3 separate regions of the Mus musculus genome follow, and regions 1 and 3 are each linked to region 2. Evidence: chromatin loops called from intact Hi-C (ENCODE). Cell type or tissue: left cerebral cortex. All regions are shown on one strand.

Region 1 (5,000 bases), 440 kb before region 2:
GAAAAAGTCATGAAAATTTGGTTCCACGTGACTCCTAATTCCTAAGCACAGCAGAAGCATCTCATACAAATGCTGAGGTTTTGAAAGAACTGTTGGAAAAAGGTGATGTTTCCTCAGAGTTCGGTTTCTTGCTTAGAGTGGACTACTCACTCTTACATGCAAAGCAGAGGAACTGGGTAGGAAATTAATGCACCAGCCTGCAAGCTCTTTCAACCCCAAACATACTTCTGAATCATAAAAATGCTTCATTATACTTCTGTAAACATAGATTTGATTTGTCTGAATGGGCGTGTAACTACAGTACAGAAAATCTGGCAGCTCAAATCAGCGCTCCTAAGAACCAAAATAACACTATAGAAATTGAAGGCATGCACAGAAAAATATAAACAGATTAACATGAGGAGTGGGAAATTTTCTGAGAAGGGGTCTGGTGTCATTTCCTATCCGAATCATTAATTAAAAGGCATACAGTGCATGCAATGTTAAGAGTGTATAGGAAAGCTGTCTGGTTACAACTGGAGCAAAAGCAATAAAACAACAAAGAAAACCACTAACAAAAACATTTTGCTTCTGACTAAACAAAAAAAATAAATGAGTTCTTTTTTCCACTTTTGTAAAAATCTGTAAAAACAAAGCACAGAAAATTATACCCCACGCAACTGAACTTTTTGAAAATTTAAATCAAAGCTGGTTGTCGAAGCCAAGCTGTAACCACCTAGAATTACAGGTTGCTAATGGACACATACCCACAGCCTCAACAACACTGGCAGGGCCACTGTGATGGATCCTGCAGCCTCCAGCGATTTAAAACGTATTCTTGCTTTCAGTCTCCCAAGCTAATGAGCACTTTGAATCTGTGACACAGTTTTCTTACCATGACATAATGCCGCTGCATCTCTGTCTTCTCGCTGGCGAGCTTCTCACATTCCAGCTTCAGACTATTCAAGACATAAAATCAACTAAGTACAGTGTAGAACTTAACGCGTATCCTTCCAACTCCAAATCCACGTCGTTTCCTCTAAATCATCACCTCCTATTGTCAAATCAATGGTATCAAACAGCACTTTACTAGTGAAAGGGAGGAGAGAGGAAGGAGTGACAAGAACCAGCCAGGACTTGCCTCTTTGATAAGGTTAAACTGTGGGGGTTGGGAAAGAGGGGTTTATGTCTTAAAGAAATAAACCCTCTACCCAATTGAATTCTGAGACTTCACCCAGAATTGACTATTCTTCACTAAATTCACTTACTAAAACAAGGAAATAAACATCGCTAATAATTATATATATATATATATATAAGCAAAGTTAGGTCCATGAAAATGCCACAGGGAAGGTTCTATCATTAATATTCTATGAGGTTAATGAAAATCAGAATCAACACGGTCTCCTGACAAATTGTTTTTCCCCCTCCAAAAAATACAGACAAGTTGAATAGCATGTGGGGGTGGGAGGTGTTGATCTGGTCCAGCAGCTTGTTTGGGCTCTTGCAATAAGAATTCTGCATCATTAAGGACCCGGTGAAACAAACATGTTTCAAAAGCACTCCAAGTCTAAGAGCGTTGAACACAAAAGCATTGGGGGGGGGGGGTGTCCTGTTTTTATTATTATTATTTGTTTTTTTTTTAATAAAAGTAATGAAATGGCTCACTGCTTAACTCCCTGGCTCTTAAATTATGCCATGATGGTAGAAGGAAGAAATGCAGCCCAGAGTAATAAAGAAGCAAGAAGTCAAAGGGCCCCAGAATCTTCCCAACCTTCCAGCCTCCTGACCCAATAAATCAATATCGAAAGTTTGGCCTCAGCGTTTTCCAAGTCTCCCCAGTTTCGATTGTTCTGCTTCCTTTTCTGTTTACCGGAGAAGAAAATGCTTAATTTCTTTACACCTGCCTAAAGGAAAAAGAGGCCCTGACTTGCCTTTTCTGCCCACAGGGGGGAAATGGTAATACCTTTGTGGGGGGGTGGGGGAGGAGGGGGGTAGTGTTGGAAGGGGGTAAGACAAGAGCTAAGCAAACAGAAGGATCAGCTAAAGTCAATATCGTTACCTGTGGTATTGAGCCTGTAAAAACTGAAACTCTTCCTTAATCCGATCACAGGATTCTGAAATTGTAAATTTGAAGGGTTGAGCAGGCTGATGCGGTGCCTAAAGAACAACAATAAAATATTTAATTAGCCCACATCGCAGGTGGGGGGTGGACAGCCCGCGGTCCGAGACGTGGGGGGGTTGGTCGCGCCGCTCCCGCCTCTCGCTCGCCTGCTGGGGTCCCGGTGCCTCCGGGCGGCCTCCCTCGGCTCAGCTTCTCAGCCTGGCTTCCGCCTCCCCCCGTCACCCCCCAAACCCCCGAGCCCCCGGCCCGGCTCTCCCATCCCTCCCTACCCGGAATCGAAAGTGGCCCGTCGGAGGCAGCCGCGCCATGGCGTCGAGCGGCCGTCAGCTAGCAGAGCGAGTCCGGCCTGTGGCCGCCGGCGCCCTCCACCCCGCAGACTCGCGCCGCCCGGCTCGCCCCCCTCGGGAGAGCCGCGCGGGCGGAGAGCGGCGGCGCGCTGCTTCCCGGGGCTTCAGAGACAACAATAAGAAAATGGCTACAAGTCGGTCGCCTCCCGCACCCTCGGAGCGGCCGGCCGCGGACAGGGCTGCGGGCGCGGCGCCACTCACCGGGTGGCGCGTCTGCGGGTACATCTTGCTCAGGTCGCGAATCATCCACGCCGCTTTAGTTGGCTGCGCCAGGCAGAGGCGCGCGGCTCATCCGCTTCGAGGGCCCCGCGGCGGCGTCCCGGGCCTGCGGGTCTCGCGTGACGCGGGCGGCAGGCAGGCGCGGCGGCTGGGCGCGGGCGGCCGGCTCCGCATTCCCCGCGGGCGTCACTGAGGGCGGCGGGCACCGTCCGTCCTGCGCCCGCCGAGCCCCGCGCCCGCCGAGCGCCGCCCGCCTGCTCGCGCCCCACTCCAAACTTTTTTTATTTGTCTTTTAATTGGCTGCTATTCCTCGGAATGAATGGTCGCTTCTTCCCTGAGAGCGAGCGCAAACTCCTTTGGTTCGGAAGAGGTCTCGCGGCGCTTGGGGGTTCTCTGGAGATTTTTTTTCACTTCACAGCAACGATCTTTTAAAAGGCACCTTTTAGCTTCTTTTACCACATTTCATTTCCTTTTCTTCCTTCCTGTTTTTTTAGCCCCAAATTGAAGGGGATTATAAAAATAAAAGAGCGAAACGCTTGCGGCTTTTTAAAATTCTCTTTCAAACTCTGCGAACACCACCTCAAAATAATACACGAGTGTGTAAGAGGGGGAAGAAGGCAGCCAACAGCCGAACGCCCGCTCGGAACAGCTCTAACAACGCGCTCTGTGTAGGTGACTTCTTTGACCAAATTTAGCAGCAGCTAATCATTAACATTCTGATACATATTCACGACCATCCGCGGAGGGCCCAAGGAGCATCCCGGGAGATGTAGTCCTCGCGCGGCTACTGTGGCCAAGGATGCCTCCAGATTGACTACAGTCTCCGGCTAGCCCCGCGCGCTCTCCGCGGCGCTCTCCAGGAGCCCCGCCCTCCCGCGGCGCGAGGGCGCCGCATCAACCAATCGGAGATGGCTGAACATTAATCGCGGTTCTGTGTTACTGCCCATCATTTCACCGCTGACAAATGGCAAGCCAGGAGGGCGGGGCCGGGCAGGCTAGGCCCACGTGGGGACAGGGCGTGGCGTGGAGCTCCGACCAATAACTGCAAAGAATTGGTGCTGGCGGAGGCGGGGCGCAGCGGCCCGCCCGGGGCGGAGCCTCGCCCTGGCCGCTGTTCCCTAGTGCGAGCGTTCGAACCGCGGAAACATTTGTTCAGCTGTCAATCAAAGTAACGTGGGGTGGCGAGCCGCGGCGGCTGCTGTCGCTGCTGCACTGGCTGCATCTTTAGAAGCAGGTTTCGGCGGCGATGGCGGTGAGACTGCAGGCCGGTCCGAAGACGCCCTCCGAGGCTCATCTCCCGTTCGACGCGGAGCCCAGGCCTGGCGACCGCGCGGGGGTGCGCACTAATTAGGGCCCGATGTCTCCGTAAAGAGACAAGCTCGGCCTTGTGCAACGCGCCGAAACCCCTGTTGAGACAAGAGAGGGAGGATCGCGCTGATCCCACTCCGTGCGGTTCACATCCATTTTACGCGCTGCTGGAGCCGGCATAATTTTCCGCGTGAGCGCGGACGCCGTCGGCCCGGTTTAGAGCCGCAGCCGGGAGGCGTGCACTGGGCCGGTCCCAGAGCTTCCCGGCCGGCAGACTCTTGACATTCCCTTTCTTTAGAGGCACCAGTCAACTTACTCCGGGGTTGAAAGAGGGTCCGAGTGTGGACCGTCGGGCCTTGGGCTTGTGATGGCCTACGGAAGAGGGTCAGAACCCGGGAGTGGCAGCCCGCCCGAGGCAGTTTTGAGACTTGGCGGGTGTTGGGAGCCTTAAGGCTGAGCTAAGGAACCTCTGACCCCTGGGCAATCAAAAGAATTCGGAAAAAGTCAAGCAGGATTGTAGCCAAGGCTGCTGTGTTTGGGACATTCATTTCTGAGTCCCACCTTAACTCGAAGTGCAGGCTAATACGGTGCTGTTGGTTCAACAAATGTGGGAAAAACGTTTTTCCTAATGATAGCGCTTTCCACGACAGAGGAACCGGTAGCTTAATGCCCAATTCAAGGCGTTCTGTGGGCCTCACTAGTACTGGCCACTGAGGACACCGAGGCAAAGAAAGACTGCAGTAGTCTTGCTAAAAATCCAGAACTGAGGCTCATACAATGCCTCCGTTCTGTAAATTTAATTTCCAAAATAAGAGGATGGAGGACTTGCCTCTGTCTCATACCCAATTATTAAAATGCGGCCAATCCAGAATAAAGGGGATTCACATAAAGAGGATTTTGAACACGTGAGGGTTTTTTTTTTTAAGCTCAACAATAATTGCATATTAGGACTGCATTTTTAAAGCTATCAGTTAAGCAAAATGGCTTTATTTTGCCTGTTTGAAAAAAACTTGCTTCTTAGA
Region 2 (5,000 bases):
ATCCCTATTACCAAGATAGAGAGAGGGAAAAGGGCTTCATGGGGAAGGCCCGAGTTAGTGCTCACAAAGCAAAAGGAAATCTCATGTTATTGCTGCAGTTTCTTTTGCTAAACTGGGTAGGCTGGACCTGGGGTCCTCAGGCCTCTCCTTTTGCTTTAGGTGGAATAGACAGGTCACTGAGGTAGCCTGCTTTGTCACCGAGGGAGTCCTTCCTGTTCCTGGCCTTTGAGCCTCAGGGGCCCACTCTACATCTTAGGGTGGGGGATCCCCGCCTTCCCCCACTCCTAGAGGCATACACATTCAGCAGCCCGAGAGCCTGCCTCTTCCACTGCCCACAGCCTACACACAGGCAGGCATAAGTTACTCTCCTTTGTTGCAGGAGTATTTCAGCTCACGGCTTGCAAAGTGCAAAGCCTGGCACCTTAGGCCGCCTGATGATTCCTGGCCCAGAAGAAGGAAGGCAACGTGGGGAGCAGTTTCATCAAGGTACTAGGGCTGTCTGCACAGAACCAAGCCATCAGCTGTGTAACCTGGGATATTTGGTTTGCATCTCTGAAAGCATCATTTCTTTGTAATGTGGGGTTGAGGCGCAGTAGCGATTTCTGAGTCCATCCTAGAGCCTAGCAGGACAAGACATTAACAAGCTTAGAGGGTTTTACCTGCCTGGCCTTACCAAAGGTTTGAGCAGATTGTACCCGCTTCGCGTAGCTCTTGTACTTCCCCAAGGGAATTAGCTACAATTGGCAAGCTGGGAAGTATTTGATTTAGATTAATCTCACTCGCCAAGGTGGAGAGCCTCATCATTTCTGACAGGCTGACTTAGCCACACTGCCCTTCTTGCTCCAGGAACGTGGGAGAGGCTTCTGGTTTATAGCTTTTGATGGGTAAGAAAACGGGTCATTATCATTTTTTCATGACACCCATAAAAGGCATGCAGTAAAGTGGACAGAAGAGCCGTGACAGGGTGGTGAACTCTGGAGCTGGCTCTCAGCAGGGCCAACCGCAGAAAGTAAATCCACAAGAGCCTGTTGTGGGTGGCATTCATCCTTCTAGGAATCTCTTGAAGTCTGGAATGGCCAGTGTGTTAGATCCAGCTGGAAAAAGGAATCCGTTACAGATTTTCAAACAGTTTGTTTGTCGCAAAAGGGGAAACAGCAGCATTTGGCATACACACAAAAACTTCCTTTAATTAATTGCAAATGAGTAATTTGGGGCTTTATGAACCATTTCTATACTAAAATGCTGGGAAATGAATTTTGGTGAGAAATGAAATTATTAGCTATAAGACCCAATATATAGCACGTCTCAAATCAGGCCAATCATCTGCAGACATGTTGAAATGCAGATTCCAATTTAGAAGGGGGAAAGGCACTCCAGCTGGCCTTGGGAAAACACTATGAAAAGTTAGATCTCGAGAATATAAAAATGAAAACAAGTTGGGTACGCAAGGGCCCGAGCCACACAATCATTCAGCTGACAGAGCCTCATGGTCAATTCCTACTTATATATTTTTTTTGTTGCTACCTCAAATAAATTCTCTCTCCCCTTGGCTTGTAGGGTGATGCATGGAGAGCTACCAAGTTGCCAGGCACAGTCCCCACCCGGTCTTGGGTGCTTGTTGCCCATTCATCCTCTCTGAGATGACTGTTTCACTCAGTCATGAGGCTAATTTGACAATGACATCACCTACAGTTGAATCATTATTCTTCTTTTCAGAAAACTAGGTTTTCTTGGAAAAACAAAGCAAAACAAACAAACAAAAAACCTAGATCTTTTTCCAGGTTTGCAAATTTTTGTCTCCGCAGAAATCCTGTTTTTTTTTTTGTTGTTGTTGTTGTTTTTTTAATGTGTTTGTTTTTGTTGTTCTGTTCTGTGTGTGTGTATGTGTGTGGTGTGCTATCATAAGATTAATATGGTTATTTTTTAAAACCAAAAAATAATATGGTAATCCTTTAAAACTCTGACCTGTATGTAAATTGAGCATGGATTGCTCAGTTAAAGTCACTGGCATGTTCTATAAGGAAATGACAATGCTAAAGCCACCAATATATTGCTTATTTGCTTTAAAAGAGATAGGCTATGCAAACAGATAAGTCTACAAATTAAAAAATATATATTGCATATAATTGTTAAAAGGTACTATTTCTAGGCATAATTGCATATTTTAAATCCAGAGATGAGGTAGGTGTTTCTTGAAATCCAGAGCAACAACCGGGCCCTTTTTAGTGGTTTAAACACACATAATTAGCAGTTTAATTTCCTCTGTGGCTGAGTTAGCCGTAAGATTTCATTTAATAACAAGCACAATTTTATAGCCCCAAGTAAGTGCCAGAGCCAGCGTCAGCTCAGCACTGCCCTCTGCTGGTCCTCAGCTGTCTCATGCCACCCTGCTCAGGGCAAAAGCATCTAACTTGAAAATTGTAACTGGGCTGTCTGAAAATTAATTGTGAGAGAAATGGAGAAATATAATTCATTTCAAACTCCCCTAATGAGGCTTTTGTTTTTAGCAGAACAAGCCCCAAAAGTCAGAAAGTATAACCCTAGATATCTTTCCTCTGGTCTCTCATACAGTCATTATCATATTAGCCTTGAAGCAGGTGTGTCTTTCTCATTACTCAGCACAATTACAGATGATGTCCAATATTTCTATACATGAGATGTCCCCAAACAACTAGTTTTCAAAACAGCAGTTTGTTACCCCTTAAGTAACCCGAATAAGCATGGTTTCATCTTATGTTTGGCCTTACATCTTACATTTTGCATCCAACTTGGCCTTATTTCTTGGTCTCTTTACTCAATTATTTTTAACACAGTAATGAAATTTCCTCTATACCCAGACTGCAGTCACTCTTTGTTAGCGCCAACTAGGGCTGACTACAGAAATAAAGACATGTCCTGAAGACTCCGGCTAACAAGCTGACAAACGTCAAAGCTGCTGTGTTCTCCCAGCCTTCTCTTTTCATCAGAAGGGGGAGGACTGACCATTATCTCAACCCTTCATTCAACATTCCAAAAGGGAAATATGCTGTCATCATATTGAGGCAAATAGCTGTCTGCATTGGGAGTCAGAAGAATTCACTAGGGCTTATTAAAGCAAATCCTCCCATTGGAAATGCAAGTACAATGAAAGCCCAAGCAGCTGCCTTATGTATGCACTGAGTTCTCTTGGCAGTGTCCTCTCTGTGTCCTGTCTTCTACCTCCCATAGGCCTCGAGGCTGTGAATCGGGAGAGATTACCATCAAAGCTTTTAAAATAGAAATTTATCAAATTTTGACTTGGGTTAAAACTGGGATTCAAATGTCTGCTCTGTAGAGCTGACGCTCAAATACATTTCTTCTACTTCCTAACTCTTATGTGATCTTAGGTGATAATATGACTCATGTAGCACTTCATGAGGTTTAAATTAGATACCATATGAAAGTGCACGGAGCTGTGCAACTTAGTGCAGCTTCTGAACTGGAGGCAGAGCCAGACTCAGGAGAGGCGTGATACAGCAGGAGAAAAGGGGAAGGGAACTATTGCTAAGAGCTTTACTCTTCAGTCCCATCATTACCAATGGCCCTGGGAAAGACACTTTAATTTCTTTAAACTTCAGTTCTTTCACTCTGAAAGGCTATTGCTAGTTCCTGCTCACAGCATTATGGGAACTGTAGAGAAAAGGGATCAGCAGAGAGCTTTGCATATCAAATGTGCCAATAAACAGCACATGGGGAAATAGAGCTGATATGGTAACCCATTTGAAGTTCTGGTTTTATCATCTTGACTGCTTTATGTCCTTGCACAATACATAGCTAACCATGACTGTCCTCTTTTAGTTTACACAAAGGTTAAATATGTTTTCCCTAAAAGGTTGATCTTGGTACTGCTCTTGATAAAATGTTTGGTCTGAGGTTCTAGAAAAATATCTAGCATCTCTTCAGTGGAGCTTCAGTAGACTGTGCCCAGTGGCTAAGGAAGAAGCTTTACAACTGGTTTGTGGAATTCATGGGCTGCACAATGATGAGGTTGAATATTATAACTTCATAAAGGGCAGCAATGCAAATAAGCTAAGGTTCTAGTCTAAGTGCATCACTTCAATTTTTGTTTGTAGTACCAGTACTGCCTGAGGAACAATTAAGGACCTTCCTGGGTAGAAGTCTGTTGCATTGCGTCACTCTAACATACTCAAAAGGAAAAGAGGATGCAACGGCAGCTAGACACTCACTTCAGGAAAGCTTCAAAGGATCTCAAGTCAGGTGCTGGTCTGTGCTGTCTAGGTTTGAAATAATTAAGAAACAGACATGAGACAGATGCATTGGGACATGTCTATAGCCTGAGCTATACTCATGGCTGGGGAGGACTAAGTCCAGAAGTTTAAGGTCAGCCTGGATGACATAGTAAGATCACCGTGTCTTAAAGAAAAGCCAGAAGAAATGTATGGATCAAACAGGCAAGTCAAAGATGATATAATTAGTTTTGTGATCTTCAAAGATGAATTGGACAAGGTGGGACCCTAAGTGCTTTCTGGTTCTCTGGCTCAGAAAGAGACAGATGACCACAAGACACAGATGGATCACTCTGGAGCCTGTTATGCCAGGAGCGAGGACCAGAATGCTCTCTCTGCCTTCATGCAGATGCAAGGGGAGAGTGGGCAAGGTAAGACTTTGCTTTTACCTCCTAGAACCCTTTCCTTTCGGATAATTTCCCCTCCTTCTGATTGGGAACAACACAGTGAGGGATGGAGCTGGAGACAGGACTTCTTCCAAGGCAGAGACGTGAATGAGCCCTGTTCTTTTCCAGAGGCCCAGTGGAGTCTGAGGCCTTTATCCTGGGATTAATATTTCAATACATATAACAGAATGTACGCATTTGCAAAGGAAGTAAGTCACATTTAAATATGGGTATCAGAACAGTTAAAATTTAAATATAGTAATACATGTTTCTTGCATTGGCTTTATAAAATTAACTTTTGGTTGGCATACAAAGATGTGAGTTTCATGTGCCATTTTTATGCATATGT
Region 3 (5,000 bases), 830 kb after region 2:
CTTTAAGCAGAAAAAGTAGTATTTATACATTGATCATTCTAACACAACAGCGGGGACATATTCCCTCCTGTCCAGTACCCAAGATCCCTTCTCACGACCCTTTGTGACCAGCATTTAAGCTTGTAGGTATATAAGGAAATAATGCATAGCTCGGTAGATGATTTGCAAGTGTGAAAAGGTAGAAACACAGAGGTCTGTAGACTACAGGTAGAAGTGAAGAGCTTTGTAGACTACAGGTAGACAGACATCAAAGGCAATGAGGTTAGCATCCAAATTCTAGTAATGGAGATCCCTGGGTCACACTGATACGTCAAATTAGCCAGTTAACATACATCAGCTACACTGTGTCCCCCATCTTAGAAGTAGGAGCTGAGGAAGATACCCACATGTGTGTATATATTTGCAAAGTGAGCTCCTGAGGTGTCGACACCCTCTCTCATCCTTACTGAGGACTGCTTTCTTAGCACTCAGATTCTTTTATGGAACTAACTAGAGCAAGGCGCTTATGTTGGGAGTGGCCCCACCCACATCTTGTGCCAGGGATGGAACCCAGACTGCCATGCATGCTGGACAAGCACTCTACTTCTGGGCTGCACCCCAGCCCTGGACTGGGGGATTGCAAAAGATGGATTATTGCCCAAACTGCCTTACTAAATGAGATAAGAAATTATAAATAAAGATTGATGGGCAGACCAGAAACAGGGGTTGGGGGGGGGGGAACCTCTGGTTTTCAAAAGAGACAGATCCTAGAACAAATACCTCCAGGCTTGGGCAAAGCAGGAGCAAAGTGTTTGTCACATGACATTTTATCTTCAGTTGAGCAAGAGAATCACTCCAACTCCACGATGAAGTGTGAGGGCCCTCCAGTGTGTTCGGGGAGTCAGATCTCTTTCTTTTACATGTTTCTCTACTGTCCATTAAATGGGGGCAAGAGGACCAGCTTAAGGTTGCAAACAAATGAAAAAGTACAAGGAAGTAAGCCCAAGAAATAGTCTCTCCATGCTTGCCTCTGCAAATGTAAGTTAGCTAAAGACGAACTGCTCTACGATTAATATGGACTGCATTCGGAATGTTAGCAGGCAAGGGGTTTACTCCTGATCGGGGCCAGTGTTATCATACTTGAGACAAGCAGAGTGTCTAGAGCACAACATTTAAGGAAGCATGGGTTTGCAGGGTCTTACTCTCAGAGATGACAGCAGAACAGCCTGCAAGGGAATACTCCTCCTTAAATTTTGGGTCTCAGCCACGCTGCCTGCTTCACTCTAGTCTAGTCCTTGGCTCTTCCTGGCCCAGTCAAATTTCATTCCACCTCAAACTCAGACACAATTTGCCACATACATGATTTAGAATTCTTGGTCATTTCAAAGATACATTTCACTGGGTATTCATAACAGCCTCTGTGGCACATCAGACTACACTCCCCATTCTACAGAGAACAGGGAAGGTCAGGAGTCTTGTCCAAGGTAGCATTTTGGGGCCATGGCAGGCAAGCTCCACCCACGCCAGTCACCCAAAGACTGCTTCCAAAAGTATTTGGTGTTGTGTTCGATTGCCTCGTGAATTCATTTCTGGAGTGAAACCAACTCAAAGTTTCATATGGCCCATCCAAAGGTGCTGTATCTCTTCATTTGCCCCCTCCAGATCCACAGAGTATAGAGAGGAAGAGTTTAGCCAAGGTTGCTGGCTGCTTAGAATAAATGCCTATGAATTCTCCACCCCCTGAAGCCTTCCACAAAGGCCACAAGCTCCCAGCTGCAACCCTGTGTGGATGGGCAGCCAGGAAAGGCACTTGCCTAGGAGGCCTTAAAATCAGTCACAGCTGGGATCCATACTGCCCTAGCTTTCTGTAGCTCTGGCTTTTCCCTGACTGAAGAACAAAAAATACCATCAGTTGTGGGCCCACTAGCTGGAACTCAGCCATGGGGCCTGATTAGAGTGTTAATTCACCCAGCCCATGAAGCACTCTGTATATTATCCAGCCAATGTTTCAGGGTACCACTAAATTTCATCAAAGTGAAAAAGCCTTCCCCACATCCTCTACAGATTTCTTGTTCTTGGTTCTCAAAGTGATACGTTTAAGAACTGAAAATAAAATGAACTCATTTGCAAATTGTGCTTTTGTGTTCGTGTGTGTGTGTGTGTGTGTGTGTGTGTGTGTGTGTGTGTGTGCAAGTGCAGATCTATATCACCCTTGTCAGAATTCATTGTTATGTGAGTTCTTTCCTGAAGCCTGGATCTAAGGCTCGGCTCGGTTGCATAAAGCTTTGCCTCCCTCTGCTGTCGAGAAGAAGAATCAAGTGTGGCAAACATAAACTCCGAATTGGAGAGACCATTGGAAGGAAACTGTACCTAGGGGTGTTTGTATACGCTGCATAAAGTGGCTGTAACAAGGGCCTAGCATCACAGTATTATCCACATAGCACTTGATTTACAACTTCTCAGGAAAAGTCAACTTCAAACCCAATAAGAACAGATTGGGACGGATTGCATGCTCACCTGCAGAGCAGAACAAAATCAATCAAGTGATTCTTTGGTCACTGGACTAAAAGATTCAAGATTGATTTTTTTCCCCTTTTAGTAAAATATGAAACTCCCTGGAAACTTTAAGTATTACTGGAGTCCTGTATCGTATGAGGATTCATGTGGCAAGAGCGTAGCAATTTGTCTAAAAAACTTTCCTTCGACAACTCTAGAGATGGCTGAATTTGCATGAGCTCATCGGGCAATGATTTTTGAAAGCATTAACCTCAGAAAGAAGGGAGGGTAGAGGTTTCCTGCTAAGTACCAGGGATCTCAATCATAAAATTAAATATTCCCTCGCAGACTTCGTGGTATGGTAATCAGCTATGACCTCTTGCAATAGTCGGTGATCTGCGGGGAATTCTGAATGTCTAAGGAGCTTGATTTTGTCCTCAATGTGCCACACATAATGGGAAGCTGCTTTACAGGAAGTTTCTCCTCCTGTGGAAGATGCCTGGACACTGCAGATATCAGCAAAGCCCAGCCAGGCCTATCTCACTTATAGGCTGAGTCCCTTGCATACGCAGTGGCGCCTCTTTAATGAATGTTTCTACTCTTGAACATACAGTCATCCTAGGTAAGCATTTTGTGTCCTCAGCCAAGGTCAAAGAAACAAACAGGGGTCCAGAGGTGTTTTAAGAGCAAGACCCATGCCTGCCAATCACAGCTGGCTTAACACTCTACTCTCGGCCTGTGGGAAGGGTGGCCTGAGAGCAATGCTTCTATGGAGCTGAGAATTGCCTGCAAAGCTCCCCCACACAACTCTAATACCCTTCCCAGAATTCAGACCTATTCCAAGCTCTAAGTTGTGTTTCTTCTAAATTTTCATTTTATGTATTTGAAGAAGGGGGCAGAGGCATGAGTGTGTCCCAGTACACACATGTGGAGGTCAGGAGACAGAAACAGGCTCTCTCCTTCCAGCCTGTGAGTAAAATGGATAGAAGTCAGGTAATCAAGCTTGGCTGTAGACAACTTTACCTGCTGAGCCATCTTGCTACCCCCCCCCCAGCAGTCCTCTTTTCAACAAATGATTTTTTTTTTCAGTACGTAGGACCGCATGCATGTGAGGCAAGCTAATTTTTGCCACTCAGCTACAACATCAGCCCTCTAAGTAATGTTTCTCACCTAAGACAAAGAGCAACACATTAGCCAAGAGGCAGCAGGGTAGACACAGATAGCACATTGGATGTTGTTGACCATAAGGTCTCTATCCCAGTGACTCAAATGGAGACAAGTCATCTTACCGGTGACTAGGAAACACTATGGTGTAACACTGTATTTATAAGCAGAGGTGACTGGCCGTTATTTGTGATTCCCTATCTCAGACCACTCAGAATGCCACTTAAAAAAAGACACGAATGCTTGTTGTCACCTTGTTGAGGTCGGGTCTCAAGCAGGTGATCTATGTGAGACTCTTCCAAACACCATGAAACCCCACTTCCAGCATGAAGCAATGTTAGACTTGCCCCTCCTTCCTCCCTCCTTCATTAGGGAATACTTTCAAAGTCAGATTCACACTTGTGTCCTCCTTCATCTACACCACTGAATGATGGAGGGGAAGGAGGACACTGGTGGGTCAGGCATAGGCAGAAGTGAAGCTATCAAGTCATCTCACTGGCTTTGGTAGCAGAATTCCAAAATAGCTCAAAGATGCTCCTTTCCAGTGTCATATACCATCTCCCAGTCATCCAATCACATGGGACTGACTGGATAAGATGGGCTCTTTAAACCTGGGTCTAGAGGTCAGAGACAGGCCAGGGAGAATCTAAGCATAAGAGAGATGGTGTAGGAATATCACCAGGCTGGCAGAAAAGAAGATACACTACATAGACACTGTGCCCCTGAATTTGGCTACCAGACTATTGAAACAGTGGTCTTCATGAACTTGGAATATCTCATGAAATCTCATGTTGGGAGAAGTAAAAGGCTGAAGCTTAGTATCAGCCAGAGTCTTCACTCTGTCTGACAGTTTATCAGACCACCACCCAGGAGCTAAGACAGGGACAAGTAAGTGATGGGCAGGATCACGCCTTGACCAGGACTGCCCGATCTCGACACTAGCAACTCCAGTAACTGGAAGAATCCATGGTTGGTTTCAAAGTTGTGGGGCCATGAGATACAGAATGTGCGGGGACTCTAGGAGCTGAGTACTCTCAACTGAAAACATTAAAGTAAGGGGTCCTTTCATTGCATCCATAAGGAGTGGGTTCTGCCAACAGTGGGTAAATGATGAGCTGACCAACTGGGTGGACACAGAGCTCCAGATGAGAGCCACAGCCTTAGGCCAACACCACACATGCACAGCAGGAAACATACCCATAGTGCACCCATTTTTTTAAGCTACAAAAATGTTGGGATAACAAATTAACATCTGGTCAACTGCTAAGTATGTGATGACATGGTACATAGAAGTAGAAAATGATGCAGACAGGCCTCTGGCTTTGATGTCTAGGTCACTACTGGGGAGGATGGAATCCAAC

Evidence for each region. Peaks named below come from ENCODE experiments on the same cell type or tissue, not always from the same donor. Only the 100,000 strongest peaks of a DNase experiment are listed, where the experiment ranks them.
Region 1: a loop joins it to region 2, with 6 times the contacts of the local background. A loop is called at or near these places in 8 of 42 quality-filtered maps.
Region 3: it touches region 2 in a loop (4-fold over the local background); 3 of 42 quality-filtered maps call a loop at or near these places.

What each region holds. Positions count from the first base shown.
Region 1 is chr19:14,594,716-14,599,715 of GRCm38, forward strand. Tle4 (transducin-like enhancer of split 4) reads right to left here and starts at 3,468. Exons shown (of 20, transcript NM_011600.3): 1 at 2,653-3,468; 2 at 2,042-2,139; 3 at 875-938. The coding sequence starts at 2,697. In left cerebral cortex, no CTCF peak of the experiment used is centred here; DNase peaks (open chromatin) are centred at 100, 880, 1,684, 2,214 and 2 more places; H3K4me3 peaks cover 4,255 bases; H3K27ac peaks cover 2,932 bases.
Region 2 is chr19:15,033,409-15,038,408 of GRCm38, forward strand. No RefSeq gene overlaps it. Among named protein-coding and RNA genes, the nearest start is that of Gm46645, 300 kb to the right of the region's middle. In left cerebral cortex, a CTCF peak has its summit at 2,362 (motif pointing left); DNase peaks (open chromatin) are centred at 2,347, 2,945, 3,205 and 3,415; H3K27ac peaks cover 532 bases.
Region 3 is chr19:15,867,246-15,872,245 of GRCm38, forward strand. No RefSeq gene overlaps it. Among named protein-coding and RNA genes, the nearest start is that of Psat1, 55 kb to the right of the region's middle. In left cerebral cortex, a CTCF peak has its summit at 2,284 (motif pointing left); DNase peaks (open chromatin) are centred at 1,888 and 2,266.